Linked DNA regions of Homo sapiens: region 2 is linked to region 1. The links are chromatin contacts, found by Hi-C in ENCODE. All regions are on one chromosome and are shown on one strand. The core of a region is the stretch at or near the end of the contact, and the rest is flanking DNA. Distances in the headings are between cores, read along the strand shown.

What was found. Hi-C counts contacts between places; a loop is a spot of excess contacts on that map. Pooled maps may share reads with other maps.
Region 2: a pooled map shows a loop between it and region 1 (3-fold over the local background). The contact joins two enhancer-like sites. A Hi-C loop is called at or near these places in 2 of 168 maps with a recorded cell type or tissue (PC-3 and sigmoid colon) and 9 of 50 pooled maps.

What each region holds. Positions count from the first base shown.
Region 1 is chr10:12,591,701-12,597,876 of GRCh38, forward strand. All of the region lies in intron 2 of CAMK1D (calcium/calmodulin dependent protein kinase ID), which reads left to right. Among named protein-coding and RNA genes, the nearest start is that of MIR4480, 16 kb to the left of the region's middle. Within about 2 kb of position 2,816, at least 4 of the 41 ENCODE cell types and tissues checked have a DNase peak (open chromatin) inside an H3K27ac peak, as active enhancers do.
Region 2 is chr10:12,706,361-12,712,906 of GRCh38, forward strand. The region is part of intron 3 of CAMK1D (calcium/calmodulin dependent protein kinase ID); the gene reads left to right. Among named protein-coding and RNA genes, the nearest start is that of MIR548Q, 16 kb to the right of the region's middle. Within about 2 kb of position 4,896, at least 9 of the 41 ENCODE cell types and tissues checked have a DNase peak (open chromatin) inside an H3K27ac peak, as active enhancers do.

The DNA of each region.
Region 1 (6,176 bases), core at 1,566-4,065:
GTTTGTTTTTTGAGACGGAGTCTCGCCCTGTCCCCCAGGCTGGAGTGCAATGGCGCGATCTCGGCTCACTGCAACCTCCGCCTCCTGGGTTCTAGTGATTCTCCTGCCTCAGCCTCCCAAGTAGCTGGGAATACAGGCACATGCCACCACGCCCAGCTAATTTTTTGTATTTTTAGTAGAGACAGGGTTTCACTATGTTGGCCAGGATGGTCTTGAACTCCTGACCTTGTGATCCACCCCCTCGGCCTCCCAAAGTGCTAGGATTACAGGCGTGAGCCACCACGCTCAGCTGTTTTTGTTTTCTGTTTTTTTCCTTAAAAAAGCCAATTTGTCTTTTCTTATTTCAAAAGGAAATATGAAAACGCCCCCGTTGATTGCTTGGCTGAAATTGACATGCACTCTGTTGGTGGCATTCTCCAGACCTGGTCACTTAAGACAGGAGAGAAGGTTGGGCCGGCTTGAAGTCCACACTTTAGTGTTTTCTAAATGCTTGTACAACTTTCATTTCATCATCTCCCTGCGATCTCCCAAGGAGGAAGATGTCAGGCACCCTCTATCTTTCTCCTTTCCGGAATCCATTCTTCTTTCTTATTTTGAAGATGAGGATTCTTCTTGTTTTCCAGTATTTCTCAATATAGATAGAAAGTCTGAAATCACAACTAAGGTTCATTATTTGCCAGCCAAGAGTATTTTTCTTTTAAACATCAATAATGAACTTTAATTAAAGTGATGACATTGTCTTGTTTTAGAGACTGTTTTATGTGTCAGTAAGAAATGACATGGCCAGCGTGGTATTTAGAGGGGTAGGCGACAGGGATTTAGGCATCCCCAAGTGTCTGTCAGCCCACCCAACCCCCCATTCTCTGATGTGTCCAACTGACGTTTTCTCAGTTTTATGTGAAGGCTCTGCAGATGCAGTTTCATGCCCCTTATTTCCAAACATACTGAAATCACAAGTCTCTTTGGTATAAAAGAATTAATGTATCTGAAGTGCTCCAAACACAGCCTGGTCCGTAGTAATTGTTCAATGCCAGCCTACTGCTACTATTTCTCCCGTGGCTACTAATAGTAATACTACTCATTATTAGGCAGAAATCCTGTAACAGCTACTTTCTCTTAGTCATGTTTGCCTTAGTCCTTAGAATGCTTTAATATGCCAGTCTCCTTTCTAAGAGTCCTCTGCTTAAAATCTCTCTTGTTCTCTCCTTTCTGCCTGGCTCCCTCCTCTTCATCTTTCACATACCTCTTAAATGTCACTTTCTCAGGGAAGTCTTCCTAAACTCTAGTCCAAATTAGGGTTCCTATTTTCCTCTTTCAGACCAGGGGTCAGTGAATGTTTTCTATAAGGGGTCCAGTAGTAAATGTTTTAGACTTTGCAGGCCATATAGGCAACTACTCAAGTCTGATGTAGTCTAAAAGCAGCCATAGATGATATGTAAATGAATGTGTGGGCTGAGTTCCAGTAAAACTTTATTTACAAAAACAGGTGGTGGGCCAGTTGTAGTTTAACGAACCCGTTTTAGGGCACTCTTTACTTTTTCTGCACAGTATGATTACATGATGATCAATCTCCCTCTGGACTGAAGCTTCTTAAAGGTAAGACCCAAGGCTGTCTGCGCTGACTCATGCCTGTAATCCCAGCACTTCGGGAGGCCAAGGCGGGTGGATCACTTGAGGTCAGGAGTTCAACACCAGCCTGGTCAACATGGTGAAACCCTGTCTTTACCGAAAATACAAAAATTAGCCAGGCATGGTGGTGGGCACCTGTAATCCCAGCTACTCTGGAGGCTGAGGCAGGAGAATCACTTGAACCCGGGAGGCGGAGGTTGCGATGAGCCAAGATTGTGCCATTGCACTCCAGCCTGGGCAACAAGAGCGAAACTCCGTCTCAAAAAACAAACAAACAAACAAAAATCAGAATTCACCACTATAAACTTCATCCCTTTAACCAAAAACCACTTGTACCCCAAAAGCTATTGGAATTTTTTTTTAATTAATAAATTGTGAATAAACAAAATACCATCCCCCGTGGCCTGTGGCCTTTATCCTTCCTCCCCTCTCTCCTAAATCTAGCTCCTTCTGGACTTACCTGTCCTCCCAAGCTTGGGCCACTCAACTTGTAATGTCTGCCCTTGGTCAGGCAGTTTTTGTGCTGGATTGGAAGTTGCGTTGCCTTCTTCTCTCATTAAAACATGGCCAGGCGCGGTGGCTCACGCCTGTAATCTCAGCACTTTGGGAGGCCGAGGTGGGTGGATCACTTGAGGTCAGGAGTTCGAGACCAGCCTGACCAACGTGGTGAAACCCCATCTCTACTAAATACAAAAAATTAGCCTGGCGTGGTGGCACATGCCTGTAATCCCAGCTACTTGGGAGGCTGAGGCAGGAGAATCACTTGAGCCTTGGAGGCTGAGGTTGCAGTGAGCCGAGATCGTGCCATTGCACTCTAATAACACAATCATGGGAGTGAAGTTCTGTCATTATAAGAGGTGAGCTCAGCTTAAGAGCATGATAACATCCACATTACAGGGAGGAACAGTGGACATGTCAAATTCTCATTGCTGTGATTTGGGGCAAGAAAAAATAACAGGCACCACCTAGCAACCCTACCCCAAGCATCTCAAGATGTGGTAATTTCTTTTATACAAAACAAGTTTGTTTTGTTCAACCACGTTTAAGCCTATAGGTGTGATCCTTGTTTTTATAGGCAGCTAATTTCAAAGTGACATTTTGGGATGGGTTAATTTCACTTGTATTTTTCTTGCTTTTTGAATGCCTTACAGTTGAGGCTGTCAGCACTCGGCCTCCACCACAGCCAAGAGTCAGACAGAATGTGGAACCACCCACCAAGTGGGCCAATGACAATGGGCTCTACGTTTCTGTCCCTTCTCATTTCCTGCTGTAAACTTTCAGGGAGTCAGTGAACTCAAGCGTTTCTGTCAGATATAGAAACATTTCCCATGGTTGGAAAGTTAAAGGCTAGTTTAGGTTACAGGCAGTTTGTCTGCTGGAAAATACATAGTTTTCAGACACTTCCTTTTCTGGTAATAAACAAAAACAAAATCAGGAAACTGTTTCCAGGAGGTTGAACGTGTGGTTCTCATCTGCTCGGCCTCATGCGGTGTTCAAGTCCCAGGAAGTGGTTGACGTAGGTGGGGCAGCCATATTGCAGCCAGGCCCAGGCTGCAGGAAGGAATTGACTATATAGGTCAGGATCCACTTGCGGAAAGCAGAAATGATTCCAGCTGGTTTAAGCACAGGGTGATGAGAATTTCAAGTGCTGACACTGACAATGAAAGGCGGGGAAGGAGACTCACTCCATGCTGAGGTTCCAGGCATGATCTTCAAGGTGATCTGGGGGAGACCAGGTGTGGTGCCTCATGCCTGTAATCCCAACACTATGGGAGGCTGAAGAGGGCAGATCATCTGAGGTCAGGAGTTCAATACCATCCTGGCCAACATGGTGAAACTCCGTCTCTACTAAAAATACAAAAATTAGCCAGGCATGGTGGCATGTGCCTTCAATCCCAGCTACTCTGGAGGCTGAGGCAGGAGAATCGCTTGCACCTGGGAGGTGGAGGTTGCAATGAGCCGAGATCACACCATTGCACTCTGGCCTGGGCAACAAGAGTGAAACTCCATCTGAAAAAAAAAAAAAAAAAAAAAAGGATGGTTTTAGGAGAGATTCTTCTTTTGCTAAAGCTAGGAACTTGAGGAATTATCAGAATGTGGGCAGTCACTAAAATGCTGCTGGCTTGTGGAATACACCTTCCCCCGATTCTAGGCTCATGAACTTGGGCCTGGTCCCTGGGACCTTTGCATCTGAGGTGGGGTGATTGATCCAGGCCCATCTTGAATGTCTTGATTGTATCTTTGCATTTGCGTTTTGTAAGTCAAGTCCAACGTGCGTGCTCTGGGCCATGCGTCTTCTGTCCATAGCCCGTTCTGTCCCCTACCCCTTGACCATGTTTCCAGGGTGAGTGTTCAGCTGCCCACTTTCTGGTCCCACCCAGAGACCACTGCCACCTGAGGAAGCGTGACATTAGATAGCAAATTTTAAAAATACCATGACAGGTCAATAAAGAGACCACAGAAGAAAGGGGAAAGTATTTCCTCCTGATTTTTGAACAAGGTGCCTGGCATTTTTGTATTGCACTGGGCTGTGAAAGCTGTGTAGCCAACTCTGAATGCATCTCATCGCTTCCTACTATGAGTAGCAGCTTCTGCCTTCCCTCCTTTCCAGGGCTAAGTCTCTGCTTGGGGGAGAGTCAGGCCACACATGGAACCCAGCTGCAGGGGAGTCTGGGAAAGGAGTTGTTAGGGTTTTGTCTTCTGGCAAGCAGTAAGACACCCTAAAAGGGGTGGAGATGAGAGAGCTCTTCAGTCCTAAAAAGGGACATAGCCCAGGAAGACCCAAGAAGGGAAAGCAGGAAGTGAGGAGAGTGTGGGCATTTGGAGGAGGGGTTGAGTTTATCCCCCTTTAAAAGAGAAACTGTCGACAAAATAAATGTAGTAGAATTTCTTTGAGCATTAAAGGATTCATGAGTTGGGCAGCCCTCACAAACAGAAGAGGTTCAGAGATCTAGGCTTTGGCAGCATGAGCAGTGGGCTTCTATAGGCTGAACTTGGAAGCAAAGTAAAGCATTTATTTGATTGGCTCCAGCTAGCGGTTTGCCTTATTTGGGTGTGATCTGGTGGGAGGTCCCCAGTTAGAGGTTAGTTGGCAGTTTCTGATTGGTTAGGCTTACATTTCACTTTACAGTTTACATTGGGCTTCATTTGGCTTACCTAGGAACCCAAGGTGCTGGAGCCATCTCAGCCTAGTGGCCTCCCAGTTAAATATTTTTAACACTCCAAATCTCTTAGTTTGAGCTACTCCTAGGTACCGATTTCTAGGTAGAGTCCATCTGAAACCTGTAGATGAGAGGTATTGAAACTTAGGGAGCAGTAGAGGAGCTTGTCTGAAATCATGGTTTCTGGGTCCCTACCCTCAAAGATTTGGATGCCGAAATCCCATGGTGGGGTCTAGAATTTAAACTGGTAGGTTCCTCTGGAGACACTGTGTTCACTCTGCTTCTGATCACTAGTGTCTACTCCTCCTGGCCTCCAGTCCCCCTTTCCCACCCACATTTTTTTTTTAGACCTGGTAATTTTTTTTCTCTTTTCTGCATTTTTCTTGTGGTTTTTTTAGGTGTCTTTATTAACATTCCCACTGGTTTAGAGATTGAAAGCAAAGTTCCTGTCTTTGCTTTGAACACTCTAGTGAAACAGGATACTCAAGGTAAATGCTAAGATGAGGCTATTATCTCTGGAGCTCAGGGTCTAATTCATCCAACGTTTATTGAGCCCCTTCAAAGCACCCATCAGTGGGGATGGAAAATAAAAAATACACAGCTCCTGCCGTGCAGGAGCTTGTAACCTTGTGGGGAAGCTTAGCACTTCTTGCCTCCCTAGGTTTAAGCAGTTGGAGGTGCAGTATCTATTTGGAAAGAAGAAAAATGCTTTTGAAAACTGCACGTGGTCTGTATGGTGGCTGCTCCTTGTCCTGAATGCAAGGTTGCCCTCCATGATTGGGGAAGCATCCATCACCCCCTTGGGAACTGAACTCAGCTATAATGTTTGTGCTTAGGAAACTTGACATTGAACTTCCAGTAACTGAGGCCAGGACCTTCTTGAAGCACTGCCTTGTGGTTCAGTTCTGCCTGCCCACGGTCATTGGCCTTCTGGGCTGACCGTTTCCTCGCTGACTCCCACAGACACGCTGACCATCTGGAGGCTAAAGGATCTTTCTTCCTAGCAGGTCCCTCATGGTAGGGGCTCTGGGGCCCCTACCAGGCAAAGGAATGGTTGGGATTAGACCCTATGCAGAGGCACGTGACTTTTCATAGAGGGGCACTTCCATGGCCCAGTTGTTCCCTCATTGAGGGCGTTGTGGGGAGCCGGTTCCTTCCTGTGGATTGTAGCCTTCCTGACTTTAAATCCTTGCTTTATTCAGATCCTTGGCCAGTTCTTCTGTACTGGTCTCCTGGGCCACCCATAGGGCTGTCTTCACTTCCTACCATCAGCTGTTCCCTCTATCCAAAGATGAAGGAGCCCTGTATTTGCTGATGTGAGCTGCTTCCTTTATTTATGCTCTCACTGGATCTCTGGGAGATGTACTCTACCATCAGAACACTCAG
Region 2 (6,546 bases), core at 3,646-6,145, 120 kb after region 1:
CTACCGTGTCGTCCTTCTGAAATTCAGTACCACAGCACAGCAGTGTAGATGGAGATAGAATGTGGAAAGGGCTGGGTGTGGTGGCTCACACCTGCAATCCCAGCACTTTGAGAGGTCAAGGCAGGAAGATCTCTTGAGCCCAGGAGTTCAAGACCAGCCTGGGCAATATAGTGAGACCTCATCTCTATAAAAAATTTTTCAAACCCTTAGCTGAGCATGGTGGGTACACCTGTAGTCCCAGCTACCTGGGAGGCTGAGGTGGGAGGATTATAATCATGTGTTTTTGTTGTAAACAACTTGAGTCTGGGAGGCAGAGATTATAGGGAGCCAAGATTGTGCCACTGCACTCCAGCTTGGGCAACAGAGTAAGACCCTGTCTCCAAAAAAAAAAAAAAAGAATGTAGAAAAGATCTCTGTTTTCCATTCATTCCCTCAGTTATTCTTTGAAACAAGCAACCTTTGAGCATCTGCTTTGTGCTGTGCTCTTGGAACACAGAAGTAGGTGATAACTCGGCCCTTGGTCCATAGGAGGAAACAGATATATCAGCATGATGGCCATTTAGGGTGGGACGTGCTAGAATAGAGGGAGATACATATGAAGGTATCTGGGATTTTAAAGGAAGACGGACAAACTGTGCGGTTTGGGAAGACATTACCCATCACAAAGATATTTAAAATACAACTTAACAGGCACATAAAAGAGTTTTCCAGCTGGAGAGAGATAGGAGTTACGGAAGGAGAGGTGGACAGATCCCAGCCCCAGGACATAGCCTGGAATTTGCTCCTTTCAGCCAGCAGTGGATGTACTTTAGCTGTCTCTTGCTTCTTTTGCTTAAAAACAGAATTCAGAAAAAATTAATTCCAGTTATTCAGCGTGCCAGTTAGTGGAGGCCTGACTAATTAAGGTTTCACTGTAAGCTTGGCATATCAGAAGTAGTATTATAATCATGTGTTTTTGTTTTGAATATGTTAAGTTTTTGTTGTTCTATTTGTGTTGACTGGGGTAAAATGTGATCTGTGTCATTTTGATTTTGAGTTCTCACTTAGTAATCCAATTTGGCATCCCATATCCTCTTCCCAACAAGAATTTAAAGTGTTTATTAAAAAGGAGAGGAGAGGTAGAGGGTCAAATAAAACATTGGCAGCAAGGCAGGTGGCCAAAGCCTGCGGAGGAAGGACAGGAAATGTCTGCTGGAGCTTGTTATAGAGCAGACGCAGAATGAGCACAGTCAGAAAATAGAGAGCTAGGGAAGGGAAGGCTTGCTCAGCTCTGGGGAATTCCAGAACTTAGAGGGCAGAGGCCAATTTATTCAACATGATAGTTTCTTGTCTCTAATCTCTCTTGGATTCTTTGAGTATGAGGAGGACAAGTAAATGTTTTGAGGAAGCATGGCATAGCAAGAACACCAGGGGGCCTCGCATACCTGCCTTTGAAGTTTATTATGTTTGGCAAGACCCTCTCAGAGCCTACGTTCATAGCTGTGAAATTAGCCATAAACATGCTCCCTCCAAGGCCTTCTGTTGGGAGGATTTATAAGGATTTAAATATGCTTAGCACAGAGTGCAGGCCATAGGAGATACTCAGTAAATGGGATCCCCCCTCTGCCCGACCTGTAACCCTACGTGGAATCCTATGATAGACTTTGCCTAAGAGTGACCGAGGCAGCATTGTCATTGCCACGGCTAGAGCCCCCATTGTATTTAGTTTAACCTTCGCTCTCTAAAGGTCAGAATACATTTCTACAACACAATACATTTTATTTAGTGCTGCACACACAGTGGTTTTAGTGAGGGCCTTAATAGTCCCCCCAGAGGTTCCACGTATGCACCTCTTGCACTCTGCCACCTGTGCTGTGGGGCTAGTATCCTGCAATGACAGTGCACTCCCAGCTTATGCCTGGGAGACGTTCTTAAAGTCCCAGTGGCGACTGATACGTTTACATGCTGTTTATGAAAGAGATGGAGTTTGGGTGGTGATGGGAGGGAGGGAAGGAGAAGAAGGAAGCGCCGTAACTCCATCTGATGGGCACAGAAGCAGAGGAAGAGTAACGCATATGCTGTGCACTCCCCCTTCCCTTCTTGCCACCCAATCCCTGATCCCAGCTGGATCTCAATATAGAATAATAAAACTGTGATTAAGATCACGTAAACACAATTTATTTTTTCATTAAGCTCCATAATATACTTTTGCACTTGTTTCTATAAAGCTTCAGACGGCCTCAGCAAAAGAGTTGACGCTTTGCCTGTAATATAATTTGCATGTCCCTATCCTCTTTAAAAGTGCCAGTTTCCTTGAATTACAGATATTAACTCCCAAGACAGTATAAGCATCATGGCCTTTTGGACAGGTGGGCTGTTTTCTTCTATTCATTTTGAGGTTGTTAGGGACTCTTTGGTAATAGGATCTTCCTAATCTACGATATTATTGGTTATTAAATATGGATGACTTGTTTGATGTAGTGGGGCTTGTTTTCAATGATCCCATTAGGCCAGGCGTGGTGGCTCATATCTGTAATCCCAGCACTTTGAGAGGCCGAGGCAGGAGGATCACTTGAAGTCAGTGAGCCACCACGCCCGACCCGGAGTTGCATCTCTTAACGGCATCCCAGTTCGAGTCTCAGCCAAGGGAGCAGGCACCCATGCCCTGGGGCCTGAACTGTGGCATGGGAGTGGGGGGCACAGATCTTTTGGCAGAAGGTGGCTACCCAGGTCCAAGCCTCAGACATCTTTCCTCCTTGTCAGACCTTCCTCCTGGGTGAGTCACCTATGTGGGGGGCGGGTGAGAACCTCTTTGTGGAGGCTCTGGGAAAGCCGACTTGGAGCTTGGAGCCTCCACAGTTATATAAATGGAAAATTAGAAAAAAACAAAAAGGCCTTGTGGGCTTGTAAAGATGGAATACATTGTAGCTGAGAAAATTCTTGGCTGAGAAAATGTGAGGAGTGCTAAGGCCGTGGTTGGAGGATTTTTTTTTTTTTCTTGGTAAAGGGAGACAGTGGCTGCAGAAGGCACCAGCTGTCCCCACCTCTTTGCCATTGTTGAAACAAACTCGCAAATGGAAAGGACTTTGCAATGCAGAGTCTAAGGAGGGAAAATGAAAATATGACAGATACAAAGAACTGAATGCATTCTGAAATCTTAGGGGAATAAAAATATCTAGTATTGAGACAGCCCAAAGCTAAGAGTCTGCAAACTCAGAAACAGCAAGAAGCTTTTTCACAAGAAAAGGAAACTTAGTGCTCTAGGTACATAGAGGTGGAGAGGAGGGCCTGTGTGTTTTAATCTGTCACCCGATATCTTGTATAGCTGTAGGATTATGGAGTGATTCAGTTTCCTCTCTGTAGCAACATCCATGAAAATATCTATTTACTTACTGCCTCGGGAAAACATTCAAATTTATGATTTAATCAGCTTCAAAGTATTTCTGCTGAGTTTTGTTACTTTGTTTAACTTTTTTATTATGTGGTAGCTGGTGGATTGTAGGCATATTTAGCAGTTGGGAAATGTCTAAGGAAAGATTACCTTTGATAAAAAGCCAGTAGGAAGGGAATTGAAGGACGCAGAGTCGATGCCTGCAGTTTCTTGTTTTTGTTTCCCCAGCTCTGGAGTCAGACTGCATAGGTTTGCATCCTGACTCTTCAAGTTACCGTGTGACTTTGAGCAAACTTCTTAACTTTTCTGTGCCTCAGTTTCCTCTAAAATGTGATCATAGTTGTATTTACCTCAGAGATTGTCATGAGGATTAAATGAAATACTATATAAATGCTTAGAGCAGTATATCATCTTTCAGAAGAAAATTAAGTGTTACCGTTTGTAACTATCAGCTTCACAGACACTTAACTTCTTCTTTAATTTTCCCACTTAGAACCTAAAGTATATTTCTGTAAATGGGCACAACAGCTGGATCCCGACGTAATGACATTGATTTACGTTGTAAGTAACACACTACTGCCACCAGAGTATTTCTGGACAGTGTCTTGATAACTTTCGGTAATTTGGCTGTACCCTGTCATTCATTCCGTACATGTTTATTGAGCATCTATTATATGCTAGAAATGACATGAGCTATGGAAAATATGAACATGAAAAATAAAGAGCCCACAGATTAGTGACAAAGACAGAGAAGAAACAAATGCCTTCGATACAGTCTTTTGTACGTCAAAGTTTTTAGCCCTCTTGACAGTGGCTTGAGAGACCAGGTGTACAGACTTCTTTCGGGCTCAGGTCCTGCAAGTTGTGGGATGGGGGCCAGGATAATTTGCCACCAGCAAGCTTGGATTCAGCCACCTGCTGCTGCCCAGAATGCGATCCAACCTTTCCCAGTGAAAATGCAACCTTAGGAGTCAGGACCCAGGCAAGAGGGGGAGTGTGTAAAGACCTACACTGTATTCCACTAAGAACAAATAACTAATCACACAGCAGAACCTCTGGTATATAAACAAAGACATCCAGGCTGAACACAACCCCACCGGCGATATGTACCTCCGAGTGTACACCAGGGTATATAAAAAGTTATCCAAATGTCTGTTGCCTTTGACATTTGATCAATCACTATTGGAGTTTTCATCAACTTGTTCAGACTATATACCATGGATCTTTGCTGGGTGGATTAAGGTTTTGAATGTATTGCTTGTGTATTTCATCATGCAGTCAAAATCCACCTCCCACATAAGCCTGTTGTTGGATAGAGCTCCCAGTCATGAAAGTCTGTCCTCTTTTTCTCCCCTTCTATTTCTTGGTATTAATTTCAGCTTAATCAAGTCTTCTGGCCCTGTGATTCCAGGAACAGTTGGGTTCTGGCTAAAAGCAAAAGAGAAAACCGCCTGTTTCAGTCGCATAAGGTGATGTGGCAAGAACTTGTTTCTGAGGAATCCAAGATCTAGCCATTTTCAGCAGTGGTCATAGGGGACTGGAACGGGGGCGCCACCTGCAGGCTAAGGGGGAAAACACAGAGCGAGAAACTGAACCTTGCTTTAGGGGACAGGCATTTAAAGGCAAAGGAAATTCAGTCCCTCTGTGATAGACAGTAATGAACTCAGCAGGCTGTCTTGTAGATAAATATGCATGAGAATGCATCGTTGGAAGAGCTCTCACGTATTCCCTTCATTCCTGCCTTTTGGAGTTTCAGAATGTTTTACATTTTATGTTCATTTATATTTTTCTTTGTCAGAGTATGGAGATCCTAAAATCATCTGCCAGGGTATTTGCTGCTTCTTGGTACTGCTTGCTGCTCTTTTCAGAGAGAGCAGTGCCAGGTAAAATATTCTGCATTCTCATAAGAAGAGGTGAATGTCATTGCGTTCCCTGTTAATATGAGGCAGGGAAGGACGCTCTGGCCCGGAGCCGGAGTCCTCACACCACTTTGGTCTCTGTCCTTTCTAGCAGATCTAAATATCTACTCTGTCTACACCCTGTTTTTACAGAAACACCAGTGCTAGTCTAGAATGAAGGCAACATTGACAGCAGTGATGATCAAACGTTCGTTTTTCAATATGCCATGAAAAATAACTTGGTCCAAAATAAAATTCTGTCCTTATATTTCTATTTAGATGTATACCTCCCATAAAGGTAAAATGTTTTTCTCAGACGTAATTTCAGATTTTCTGTGTGCCCTACCAACAGATCAGGTTTCTCCTAAGTTTTTCAGTGGAAAATGTGATCGGCAAATGTATCAGCTGTTCCTCTGTTAGCTTTGTTGATTGATGCTTTTGAGGGGCAGAGTAGGTTTATTTGCTGATTTGTGCATTTTATCAGGTACAAAGGACATAGCAGATGTGGAAGATGCTTTTAAGAACTTCACCAAGAAGCTTGAGGGCCACCCTAAGGGAAGCTCCGCTCTCCTTCAACTGAAGCTCTCCAGGGACAATAGGAGCTGATGTTTTTGGAAGCGTCACACTGCTGGGGTCAGTGTTGCAGGTTCAGGAATGTCAGGATGCAGCCCTGTGTCTAGAGTACTCACAGCTAGGACAGGCGCACACATAACTATAATACCAAGCCAGCCTGCAGCAGCGCCATGGAGGGGCACACAGGGTGAAGAAGGGTGTCTTAGCTGGAATTGCTACAACAGAACGCTGTAGACTGGGCAGCTTCAATGTGGATGTGTATTTCTCACAGTTCTGGAGGGTGGAAGTTCCAGAGCAAGGTGGTGGCTGATTCACTTCCTGGTGAGGGCTCTCTTCCTGGTTTGCAGACGGCCTCCTTCTCACTGTGTTCTCACATGGTGGACAAAAAGAGGGCTCTGGCGTCTCTTCTTATAGGGACACTAATCGCATCCTGGGGGCCCCATTTGTTTGACATCATCTAACCTGATCGTCTCCCAAAGGCTCCATCTCCTAATACCATCATACTGGGGGTTAGGGTTTCGTGTGTATTTAGGGGTAGGGGAGACTAACATTCAGTCCATAACGGAGGGGAAGATTCAGCTGTAGGATTATCAGGCTCAGAGAATTAGACTCTATTATCTCCCCCGCCTACACACACACCCCTGTACTGATGAGAAAAGTAAAGCAGCGAAGGGGAGGGTACTGAGCTTAGCAGCAGCCAGCTTC